Regions from separate parts of the Homo sapiens genome. Here region 2 is linked to region 1. The links are chromatin contacts, found by Hi-C or POLR2A ChIA-PET in ENCODE. All regions are on one chromosome and are shown on one strand. The core of a region is the stretch at or near the end of the contact, and the rest is flanking DNA. Distances in the headings are between cores, read along the strand shown. Region 1 overlaps SH3PXD2A (SH3 and PX domains 2A). Region 2 overlaps SH3PXD2A (SH3 and PX domains 2A).

What was found. Hi-C counts contacts between places; a loop is a spot of excess contacts on that map. ChIA-PET counts read pairs that join two places held with the same protein, here RNA polymerase II (POLR2A). Pooled maps may share reads with other maps.
Region 2: a pooled map shows a loop between it and region 1 (3-fold over the local background). The contact joins two enhancer-like sites. A Hi-C loop is called at or near these places in 1 of 168 maps with a recorded cell type or tissue (DLD1) and 3 of 50 pooled maps. POLR2A ChIA-PET finds 5 or more read pairs at or near these places in 2 of 52 experiments (WTC11 and activated CD4-positive, alpha-beta T cell).

Annotation. Positions count from the first base shown.
Region 1 is chr10:103,693,807-103,699,990 of GRCh38, forward strand. The region is part of intron 5 of SH3PXD2A (SH3 and PX domains 2A); the gene reads right to left. Among named protein-coding and RNA genes, the nearest start is that of SH3PXD2A-AS1, 50 kb to the right of the region's middle. RefSeq lists enhancers at 1,904-2,650, 2,215-2,324, 2,760-2,904, a silencer at 2,535-2,594 and a cis regulatory region at 2,827-2,837. Within about 2 kb of position 2,830, at least 18 of the 41 ENCODE cell types and tissues checked have a DNase peak (open chromatin) inside an H3K27ac peak, as active enhancers do.
Region 2 is chr10:103,796,430-103,802,569 of GRCh38, forward strand. It overlaps SH3PXD2A (SH3 and PX domains 2A), which reads right to left. Exons shown (of 15, transcript NM_001394015.1): 2 at 4,853-4,933. Among named protein-coding and RNA genes, the nearest start is that of SH3PXD2A-AS1, 53 kb to the left of the region's middle. RefSeq lists an enhancer at 3,842-4,343 and a silencer at 4,573-4,652. Within about 2 kb of position 4,527, at least 4 of the 41 ENCODE cell types and tissues checked have a DNase peak (open chromatin) inside an H3K27ac peak, as active enhancers do.

The DNA.
Region 1 (6,184 bases), core at 1,580-4,079:
GTTAACTGGGAGGCCAGGAACGGTAGGAACGGAAGTGGAGCTTCTGAGGAAGTGGGTTCAAATGCTGTCAGAGAAAGTAACTGCTGTGACCTTAGGCACTGCACCCTCCCAGCCTCCGTTTACCTGCCCTGCCCTCCAGCAAAGAGTCCAGACTCAAAGATGGGCAGATTTCCCAAATCCTGCCCTTGCTCCTGCCTTCCTTATCTCCCCACTCCTCCCACCCCCCTCCATTCACCAATCCTCAGGGGACTGGGAAAGGTGAGCTGGCTCCCTTAACCTGAGCCTCACATGCCCCTAAAGGCTGAAAGTTCTGTTCAGTGCTCAGGGAACAGTGGAGGGGCTGGCTGGGGCTCTCTCCGGAGTCCGAAGGAAATGCCTTCCATTTTCCCCAGGGGCCAAAGAAAATGCCAGTTGCTGCCCATCTTTGGTCGAAGCAAACTAGCCCGCTAGTCTGCCACTGGAAAGGCGGGGTTGGGGGTTTGGGGGGATGCGGTGGAAGGGGGTTCTCTTGGAGGAAGAGGCAGCAGGCTCCCAGGGAAAGGAGCAGAGTCATCCTCATGGAGGCTCCCCAAGATTCCAATCCAGGAGGTCTAGGGGTGCCCTCCAACATTGGAGTGTTTATTAATCTCCAAGGTGATTTGCCTGCACAGCCAGGAGTGGGGAGCTCCCCCTCTCCTAGGCATCGACCTTTCCCAAAACTTAGAACCCACTTAATCAGAATGCTGGGGGCAAGGTCCAGGAAATCTGCATTTCTGACTCTCTCCCCTTCCTTCCCCATCTTGTTTGAGAACCCCCTTGGTATTCCATGTCTCCTTCAATCCTCTCACCCACACTAAGAGGAAGGTCCTATCATCCTAATCCATTTTATAGATTAGGAAACAGAGGTTCAGCCATTGCCGAAGGTTGCCCAATCTGGGGAAGGGCTGTGGTTTATAAGCCCACTGGAAGGAATAAAAACTGCAGCGTGGATGGTGTGGAGGAGAATCTGGGAAACCGTTGCCTTGGAAAGGGACTACAGAAAGGTGGGAGAGCTTCCATTTGCCCCCTCCCCTGGCTCCCACCAGTCAGTCCAGGGAAGGCCTTAACAAAGGCATGCTTGCCCCCCTTGCAGAAGGAAGACTGGGCAGAGACTGAGTCCTAGCTGTGCCCCCCAAAAGCTCAACTGTGCAGGGAATTCCTGAGAGGAGGAGGAGAGTATTAGATCGTAGCTGTGTCCTGCCCAGAAGACTTTCCACTCCCAAGGAGGAAATTAGCTTTTCAGGCCTTTTCACTGAGGGCTACTGGGGAAGGGCAGGGAGTGAGGGCACTGAGGAGCTACCCTCTGCTGTCCCACAATTTTCCTGCTGGTCCTGGCAGGAGAAGCCCAGGACTGATGGCCCACTGACCATCCCCCTGGCTGCCAGTAGCCCAGGCAGGGGTGGCTGCCTCACAGGAATGGCTGCCTTCTCCAGCTCTGAGCAGGTTGAGGCTACCCAGGCTGTTCCTATGAGACAGGGAGTTTGAGACCAGCCTAGGCAACATAGTGAGACCCCCTATCTCTACCAAAAATAAATTAGCTAGGCATGGTAGCAAGCACTTGTACTCCCAGCCACAAGGGAGGCTGAGGTGGGAGGATTGCTTGAAGCCCAGGAGGTCAAGACTGCAGTGGGCTGTGGTGGTGCCACTGCACTCCAGCCTGAGTGACAAGTGAGACTCTGTCTCAAAAAGAAAAAAAAAAAAAAAAGAGTGGGGAAGACACAAAACTCACATGCTTGGAGGGCCTCCTTTGTGCCAGGCCCTGGTTGGTGATTCTCAGCCTGCTATTCAATGGAATCATCTAGAAAGTGGTTAAAATTCAGATGCAGGGCCCCACCCCAACCTACTGCATGGTCTGCATCTCCAACAAACTCCCCTGGGGATTCTGAGGCTGCTCCAGTGTTGCATAATCTCCATCAGGCCTCCAGCCACCCCTAAGAAACATTTATGCTCAGTAAGAACAACGTGCTTGTAGTGCTGAAGGAGCCTCTAGAAAATATCTCTTGGCCTGCCTGTCCTTCAGCCAGAGTTCAGAGTCCTCCCCACCGAGGACTTCCGGGTCCCTCCCTGCAGGGGGTGTGGGCTCTCCTCTTGCAGGTGAGAAGACCAAAGCTTAGAGAAGCCGGACAACTTCCTCAAGGCCATAGTGAGTGGGTGAGACCAGGACTGGGGACCAGAAAACCCAGGCCTTGCTCTGAGGCTCAAGACAAATGCCCACTTACCACCCCTTCCTGGAGTAGTGGATGCAGGAGTAGAAGGCAGAGCCCAGAGGGCCTGATCAGCACATGGGGTTAATGGGGTGGAGGCTGAGGTCCTGGCAGTGGGGGTCACCAGGCTGTGACTGAATGGTGGGAACGAAGAGGAATCCTGAATCCTTCAGGGTGTCTGGCCTGCCCGAGCAGGCGCTGCCCTAATAGGAGACCTTCTGGAAGTTTCCAGTTGGGCATCCTTTAGCAAAGCCATTTCATATTTTTAGCTGCTGAATAGGGTGATAAGCAGTTTAGGTATCCAGTGGCTGGGACTCTCCCATCCCTCACATACGAGGGCAAGACGCAAAGGCAGGGATCCCCCTTCACACCATGACCACTTCCCACTGCCCTATAACCAGTTCCAGTCTGGCAGGACAGCAGGGCCCTCTGCTGGGGCTCAGTTCCCTAACAACTCAAGAACCCCCCCTCTTCCCATCAGTCCCCTTCTCCAATCCACACTCCGTCCTTGCTCCAAGTCTTGCCCTGAGCTGGTGCTGACAGCCCCCACCCTGCCGGTGACTCCACTCCTGGTAGGTCACAGTCTAGCCTGCTTCCGACTTGCTGCTGAATCATATCGGCCAGGGAGCCACAGGAAGAAGAGGAGGGGAGGAAGGGCGGGGCTAGCATCTCCCTCTAGCGTTGCCAGAGGCTAATGTAATTGAAAAGGCCTCCCAAGCTGTGTCCTAAAACAGCTCCCATCAGACCACTCAGCCATTCATTCTCTGCAGCTGGTCCAGGGGTGACTCAAACCACAGGTACAGTGACCCACAGTCCCAGGAAAACAGGGACATGGGACTTTCAGGGCTCAAACTGGACAAACTGGGATGGGTGATCTCCTGTGGTCCACAGGTCTGGCCTGGCTGGGAAAGAGGGGTGGAGTTCCTCCAACCAGCACTCCATCCCTCCCCATCTAAACAAGGACTCCTGGGGCCTCTACTCCCACCCCGCCCCATCCCCGGGTGATACGGTTCCTCTCTTGGCCCCTCCCCATAGGATGATGCAAGCTATGTTTGGATGAGCAGGTTCTGGAGACGGAGGCCTCCAGTTCAAATCCCTGCTGCTTGCAGTGGGGGCAGGGGGGTGCCCTTGATCTACTTTCTTGGCCTCTTGAGCCTCTACTTCTCTATCTGTAGAACGAGGACAATAATAGCACCAAACCCCTGGGGTTTGGGGAAGATGCAATGTACAGTGTGTAGAAAGGGCTTCGCACAGTGGCCGGCACAGAAACTGCTATAAATTGTCTTTGTTGTTATTCTTTCATACCTGGGCCCATCTGACCCACCTCAGTTGCTACACAGGTGGCAAAGACCTGTTTAAACCTGGGTCCTACAGAGCCCCTGAAACAAAAGGAGCTTCTCCTTAAGGACCTCACCACGATGCTGGCAGACAGTGCCAGGCAGGTGTGATTCCAGCCCCACTTTCAGAGTTTTGGGCTTTCGCAAATGCCAGAACAACCACTGGTCTCTGTCTAGCGCCGAGCACCAGGAAGTGTGTTCATCCCTGACCCACAGGAATGGACGCACGCCTCTGGACCCCTCTATTAGGACACATTTAACCTCCCAAGGAGTGGCCAACTCTCAGAGCCCCAAAACCAAGAGATGTAAAGGGCTTGCATTTTTATGCTAATGTAGACCCGAAAGGGTTTTTCTTTTTTCCTTTCATTTTATCTTGGCCAGACACGCTGTGCTCCCTCCCCGGATGCTCTAGTGAAATGGCTGGTGTTGGAGACTGCACAGGGAGAGGCTGGTGGGGGCAGGAAAGGCACTGAACAATTCACATGTGTTGTTCCCCTGTTTTGACACATGGCTCCCCACACTCTGCCTTCCCCTTGAAAACTCCCAGGATTTATTCTTTGGTGTTCTGAAGTAGGCAGAGCAGGTGCTCACCCATTTCATGGATGAGGAGATTGAGGTCTGAGGCTTCAGTGGCTGGCCCAGGCTCCTGAAGCTAAACAGACAGCCCTGACCCACAATGCTCCAAAGGGGCCACGCTGAGGCCCACTAGGGATTTGGCCACAAGGAGAGGTCACACCAGCAGCGGGCAGCAGGCCCTCGCTGGGGAATGGAGATTGCCATCCTGCCGTTCAGAGTTCCCAGAGTGAGAGGTGAAGCCAGGAAGAGCCACTGAGGCACGGGAGAGAGAGGAAAGGGGGCTGGGCCTGGCTGGGCCGGCTCTGTGGAAGGGTGCTGAGTACCTGCCAGGTGGAGTTCTGCTGAATGCTGCAGGGTTGTACCCTCCACTGCCCGCCACACCCCTCACCACTCTCCCTCCCACTGGCAAGTGCCTTGGCAGAGAAGGACACACACACAAACTTCCAGCCTGATGTTCTCACCCTTCTGTCTGCCAGCTGACATTGGCTGCTGGGCCCAGGATGCCTGTCTGCGGGGCCTACAGCCACTGGGAACTGCTCAAGAGGCCGGCTGGGCTGCCAGACAGCTGACTTGGGGGTGACCTTCAGAGCCCAGCAGTCACTGGGGACATGGGCACTATCTAGAATATGAGGGCTGGAGAAGATGCAACCTTGGCCAGGGGAGTGACGTGGGGCTCTTGAGGTACATAATGATTTTGACTGCTGTTATCAACCTAAAAGCACTTTTTAAGCTCTCGCTGTAGGCAACCTCATTAAGGCCTGTGCAGGCAGGCAGAAGAGATATATGTGACATAAGTCCAACGAGAAAGCCAACATTCTCAGACAATCCACGCTGAGAATTACAGGAGGGGTTACACTCAGTGCAGAGAAAAGAGAGGTCCTGGGGGCTACAGAACATCCCAGGTAGCTTCCTGGAGGAGGAGGCCTTAAAGGACAAGGGGGTTTGGATCCATAGAGGGATGCAGGGGGAAAGCTCTACAAGCAGGAGCAAGCAGCTCCAAACAGTTGTGGACTGGGCAGTGAGGGTAGTGGGTGGACGGGCCAGGAAAGGCAAGGCTGAGCAGGGCTTTGATGTCTGGCTGTGAAATCCAGAAGTTTGCAGAATTGGGGAGTGATTTGGTCAGATCCTGGCTGGAGGAAAATTTTGTTAAGAGGAGAGGTTGACAGCTGGGGGTTGGGGGCAGGAGAGGGGCTGTCAAAGTCCAGTGCTGAATGTCCACAGACCCGGGTTCTGGGCCCAGCTCTGCCCCCTCAGGGGCTGGTGACCCTGGACAAGCCACTTCAAACTAGTGCTTTTCAAATGACAGGCAGTGACCCATTAGTGAGTTTCAGAATCAATTTAATGGTCCCAATGAGCATTTTAAGAAGAACAGACTAGAAATGATCAGCGAGTCACCCCTGGCAAGGCTGTTTTGTGGCACCTGCATCAGATGTCTGTCTGCGTATCGAGCTGCAGTGTGATATTTCCCACTGTGGCAGGAGCCCTCGGATTCCCCAGTCCTAACAGGAGGCTACTCTGAGTGTCCTCACAGGGCTATTGTGAGAATTCGAATTATCTGTGAAACCTCCATAGTGAGATGGAGCATGTTCTTCCAGAAACCAAGTGAGGAAGGTCTGAGCAAAGGGCTGGGCGAAGGGGCTTTGGGTCACTGAGGTCTGGAGAGTTGGGGTTTTTTTTCCACCCCTTAGCCCCTAGCTGGGTTTTTGTTCTGGCTTTTGAGAGCCTTTGCACGGAATGGCCTCCAGAGGCAGCAACCTCCAGGCAAGACAGACAGAGGGGCCTGCAGGCCATTCTCTGCCCCCATTTGCTCCCTGATCTAAATCGTGGCACTGAGGGCCCTTGTGTTTAACAAGAATCTGTCCTTTCTCCGCAGGGCCTGTGTTTTCCAGGGTTCTGAGAATGGACCCCATTGTGACCATGTGGCTTGTCCAGAGGGGCCGGAATTCCTGCCCTGGGTGAAAAAGCTGAATTCCTGCGGAGAGAAGGGGTCTTGGGGCTCCCCAGGCTGCATCCCAGAGAGGCCAGATGCTATGGCCATCATAGACCCCA
Region 2 (6,140 bases), core at 3,277-5,776, 100 kb after region 1:
TTTGTTCCCTCTCCCAAGAATGCTCTTTCCTTCCTCTTCATCTCATAGCATGTTGCTTGTACCTCAATCTAGTATTTAGTTCATCTACAGTGGACTTAACTGTTTCCAAGTTTGCCTTCCTCACGAGATGTAGACTCCTGGCAGGAAGAGACCTTGTCCTTCTCAAAAGTGTGTTCCTCAGCCTGCGCCACTTCTGCTCTGTACAAAAGCTGCTGCCTGGGGGGCCTCAGCACAGGCCCATCCACTCTTACCCGGAGCCAGCCTGGACTCTCATCTTTCTACTTCCACCCTCGCCTCTCACACTCAGCCAGGCTGGGGCTCCCAGATTTAACAAGTGAAAATACAGGATGCATAATTAAATTTGAATTTCAGATAAACGACAAATAACGTTTTTTAGTGTAAGTATATGCCATGAAATGTTTGGAACATCTTTTTTTTTTTTTTTTTTTTGAGATAGGGTGTTACTCTGTTGCCCAGGCTGGAGTGCAGTGGCGCAATCACAGCTCACTGCAGCCTGGACCTCCCCGGCCTCAAGCAATTATCCCGCCTCAGCCTCCTGAGTAGCTGGAACTACAGGCACATGCCACCACACTCGGCTAATTTTTTTTATTTTTTGTAGAGACGGGATCTTGCCGCATTGCCCAGGCTGGTCTTGAACTACTGAACTCCAGCAATCCTCCCATCTTGGCCTCTCAAGGTGCTGGGATTACAGGCATGAACCACCACGCCCAGTGCCCACACTTATTCTTAAAAAAGCATTTGCTGTTTATCTGAAATGTAAATTTAATTGGACATCTCATATTTATCTGGCAACCCTAATCCAAGACCTCACAGGTAGCAGGTAAGCTGTGAGAGAAGAAGGTGGGTGGTGGGATGGGAAGGGGACGCTGAGATAAATGGCTCTGCTCTGCACGGTCCTAAGGCTTCAGAAAGCGTGGAATGAGCAGTTACCAGGTGATCGGTGGCGGGGGGAGGTTCTCTCCATCTCTCCCAACCCTCTGACTTTCCCCATTTCCGGTGAACAGCTCCTCAATGCACCATCAGAGTTCTAAGTACCCTGTCCTTAATGCCATGAGTCACCCCAAAGGGACAAGGAACCTTCTCCAAGGACAAGCCTCAGGCTCTTGGCTCCCTCCTGCTTGCTGTTCTCAGGGCTGGTGTGTGCCTGAGACTGTTCATTTCCAAGGATCTACATGCAGGGCTTCACATGCAGGGCAGTTAGGTCCAGGCAGGAGCTTTGAAGATAATAACCAGAGAAATGTTCTGCTTCAGATCTTAGAATCTGGGAGGGGGTGGGGAGTGTGGGGGTGAGGGGGTGGGGAAGGGCTGTGCTGATGTGGAAGCTACTGTGGAGAGAAATGGAAAAACCAAAGAGTGTGGGGTTTCTGTTCAGATGACAGAGCACCCTTCAAGTGCTTCCTGGCCTCATGGCTGCAGAGTGTGAAGGGCAGGGTGCAAGTGTCCATCTCCCTGTGTGCTCCCAGAGGGAGAAACAGAGGGTCCATGTGCTGTTCCGAATGAAACTGGATCTGTATGGCCCTCAACTCATGACCAGAGAGGGTCAGCGACCGCTTGGGATCGCTTTGCACGTGGTTCCCGGGCTGTGTGACACAGGTGGGAACCCGAGGCCGCCTCGTGGGTGCCTGGCCTTCGGGAACAAAGGAAAACATCTGAAGAGGGAGACATAAGGGAGGGGAAGTACGGGGAGACCCACGCTGGGGTGCAGGGAACCAACTTGTACAGGGGGGAACCAAGGGTCTATCAAAGGGGTCAAAGGGGTGTCCAGGCCTCCTGTTGTTATCTGAATAGACCCCCAAGTGCTGCCCAAGTAGTACCGGGTGTGAATGTATGCTTCACGACCTAAACTGGTTTAGCTCAGCAGTTCTTTTTGTTTTTTTGAGACAGGGTCTCACTCTGTCACCCAGGCTGGAGTGCAGTGGTGCAATCATAGCTCACTGCAGCCACGACCTGCTAGGCTCAAGTGATCGTCCCACCTCAGCCTCCTGAATAGCTGGAACTACAGGCACACCATCGCACCTCGCTAGTTCTTCACTGGGGGTCCACAGGGGGTCTGTGAACACTTGCCACTGCAAGTAAAATTGTATGTATCCACTCTTTTCCTGGGGAGAGGGCTTCCATCAGATTCACAGAGGGGTCTGTGGCCCCCAGGAGGCTTAGAACCACGAGTTGGTGAAACCCGGGGAGCAGCTCCTTGGAGGTGGGCCTGGTGAGCCTGGGACTCTCAGAGTCAGCCAAAAAGGAAAGGAGCAAAACATTTCTGAGAGCTGCCCCTGGGCCACACCCCAGCTCCCAGCGGGCTCCCACCCTGCCCCAGAGGACAGCTTCAGAGAGGAGCCTGAGGCCTACCTGGCTCTGAATACGCCGGCAGGGACTGGGCACAGGGAGCTCACCACAGAGTGACGCCAAGTGAGGGAAGCCACAAAGCAACATCAGTGAGTGGGTCTCCAGCCCCTAGACGCCCCCCAGCCATGCAGCCCAACATCCCTGCAACCTGCTAACACCAGGCAACTCACTAGGCAACTAAGTGTTGGGAGAAACGTGGATTCACTCATTCATTCCTCCTAACAACCCTACCGGGCAGGCAATTTGAACCTTCACACTACAGATGAGAAAAGCAAGCCTAGAGAAGTGAAGGAGCCTGTCCGGAGTTACGTGGTGACAGCCAGTAACCGGTCCCAGGGAATGTGCCCCCAGTGCCTAAACTCTAAGCTGCTCTCTTACACAATCTCTCAGGGACATGAGTTCTGAGGTGCACCAATGACCAGAGATGGAGTTAGCAACTCCCTTTGTTCTTCCTCTATAGGATCCGCCATACCAAAATCAGCGACCTGATAAATAAGCAAGGCTTTTCAAAATGAACGCCACTAAAACTCATCATGGCAGGTAAAATGGGTTCGTAAAGATGCTATGCTTGGCTCATAAGTTAATTTCCAAAGAACGATTCCAACCCCTTCCCAAACTGCATCTACAGGTCAGCAATGACCCACGTGGACAAGCCTGGCCAAGCTCATGGCCATTGCCAAGCTAGGGCCAGCACACTGCACTAGCTGCTCCCTGCTTGCGTATCCCCTTTCCACACACAGGGAATGAGCCCTCCAGGCAAGGGAGGTGGTGGTGGGGGAGCAGCATTCCTTTCTCCTGAGATTCTGCAATGCAGGAGTGGGTGGGGGACCATAAGGGAAGAGGGGGAAGAAAAGTTCTGATTTGGAAGTTTCCACTGGCTTTCAGGCCCCCTCCAGCTCATCAATGAGTCCTTTCAGGGTTCCCTCTCCCCAACTGAGTTATCACTTCCTGTCCAGCACACTGCACCCATTGATGGGGTATCAGCAAACCCCACCAGATTACACTGGAATTAAGGAGACTGGACATGAATTGAGGAGGGAAGAGGAAGAAGGCTGGAGAGTAGGGAGTGGCTTTCAATCCCATATTCAATGGGATATTCAATCCCACATTGTTGGATTAAGAAAGGATTTGTAATACAGGAAGCTAGGTCACCCTTGGCTTGTCTCATAGGTAGGGCAATGAGGACAATGAGATAGAATTAGGTATTGGGGGCAAGCACACGGTACCCAAGATGACCTCTCCAAGATGACTGACAACCAAAGGCCTGCCAAGAAAGGAGTGGACCCTGGCTGTGAGGGTAGAAGTGAGTGTCTCTTTGTGTTTTTATTGGCCTAAACCAGGCTCACAACCCCGAGAGGAATCTAGAACATCTTGGCTCTACCTGAAAGGGCTGCTGCTCAACTCACACTGATTCTCCCTTCTCTAGTACTTGCCTGTGATCCGCAGAGGTGGGCTCCCTAGTGGCCATGTCTGTGCTAAAAGACCCTCAACTCCCAGCCATACTGATTGGTCCAGAGAGGGCATCTGACCCAAGCCAGACCAATCAAAATCGTCCCTGGGATTTTTCAACTTGGAACTGGGAGTCAATTTCCCCTCTGTTGGGAGCCAAAAGATATAAAATTCTAGAGCTGCTGACAGCCATATTCCTCAGGGTGTGAGGTAACAGAAGCTGAGGGCAGTGCCAGAGGGAAGCAGAGACAAGACAGAGGGAGAGCAGATCCTGGTTTCAGGCATTCCTGAAGCCTCTGCCTCACTGCCCTTCTCACCATGTGGTCGGCTGCACAAGCTTCCCTGGTCCCTCCTTCCAATCACATCTCCTTTGTGTCTAAGCCAGTGCAATTGTAAAACTATCACTTGCAACCCAAAGAGGCCTGACTAACTTAGCTGGCATCAAGGGGGGTGTCTGCAGGGGTAGCTGTGGGACCCATACTACCATTCCCTTGTGAACATGCCTTTGTGTCTTAGAGACACACACCTACCACGTACATGTACAAACTGGGTGGCAAGTGCCTCATTCGGTCAGACAGACACCGTGGTATGTATGCCTAGTTTGTGCCTGTAGTTGAAAAAATTGCTTATTTTCTGTTTCGGTCTTCCCTGAGTGTTTGCTTTTCTTTGCCTGCAATGATGCAGTGGCTTCTGTCTCACCCTGGATGTTTATAGACACACGTCTGGTCAGGCACACAGCACCTCCCACCATCCTCCCGCCTCTTCACCACAGTTTCCTACCCTGCAGGCAAGGGAGGGTGACAAAGCGTTACTGTTAAGACCATCAGAGGAGGCCAACAAAGTCCTGAGTGTCTGCCTGCAGTATGCAAGATTGAGACGAGCCCAGCTCCACCTTCCAGCTTCCCTCCTCTGTCCCTCTGCTCCCACCTGGACTCTGACCCTGACAGCTCTCTTGGGGGCTCCCTGGATAAGCGAGGGTATGAGAGAGGCCAGCCCACCAGAGAGACTTGGGCCACTGTCCGAGCTCTGACAAACTCACCTGCAGGTCAAAGAACTTGCTGTACCTCCGGTAGATAGTCTGGGAGGTGGAGTCAGACCAGGTCACATTGATTATGTATACCTGTGGGAAAAAGGTAAGAGCAGGTGAGCAAGGCTGGATTTCAAGCTGTCTGTGCCAGGCATCATGTAACATGACTGCAGGTGTTCCATATGGCAGGACCACTCTTTTACTCATCTCATCTGTCCCTAGGGGCTAGCACAGTATCAGCTACCATGTAGATGCTACAATATATGTCTAAATACACACACACACACACACACACACATACCCCTAGAGGGATATTTCATCAAATGCCAACAATGATTATCTTAGGAAAGTAGGATCAGAATGAGTGGTTTTAATTTCCTTCTTTTTATTTGTATATATTTCATACAATAAACATAAAATTGAGGTCACTACATTTTTGTTTGTTTGTTTTTGAGACAGAGTCTCATTCTGTTGTCCAGGCTAGAGTGCAGTGGTGTGATCTCGGTTTACCGCAACCTCTGCCTCCCTGGTTCAAGCAATTCTCCTGGCTCAGCCTCCCGAGTAGCTGGGAATACAGGTGCCTGCCACCATGCCTGGCTAATTTTGGTATTTTTAGTAGAGACGGGGTTTCGCCATGTTGGCCAGGCTGGTCTCGAACTCCTGACCTCAGATGATCCACCTGCCTTGGCCTTCCAAAGTGCTGGGATTACAGGCATGAGCCACCACGCCTGGCCTTTTTAGATAGCTAATTTCCACTGGTTCACAAACTTTAGAGTGAATGAGACTCTATAAGAGGCCCTCCGAAATTGCAGGTGGACCCCGCTCTCTGAAATTCTGCAGACCTGGGTTTTGAGGGCTCGGATGTTTACACTTTTAACAAACCCCAGCTTGTTTTGCTACTGTGGATCCTCAGAACTCACTCTGAAATGCCTTTCAGGAGACCAGAAGTGCTCAGAGATGTGTGATTCATCTCAGCATCCCTGTCTTTGCTCAGTGCCTGGCACAGAGCAGGTGCTCAGAAAACACTTTGCTATGTTGAACAAACACACTGGTCTTCTGGATGAGAAACGGATTTGAAGAAGAGGCGTTAGCACGTGGGAGACTGGAAAAACTTTTCTCTTTGGGAGCCTCACAATGAAGGCATTTCAGGGCCAGGCTGTCACCCCGGTTCCCAAGTCTCCATCAGGCTCTGCCAGAGCTCATGCCACTCTGGAAGGCTGAATTGACTTAGGAATCCTTGGAGAAGGAGAGAAAGCCCCCAGTCCACACAATCTGGCCTGCTCTTCCCACTATTTCTGTC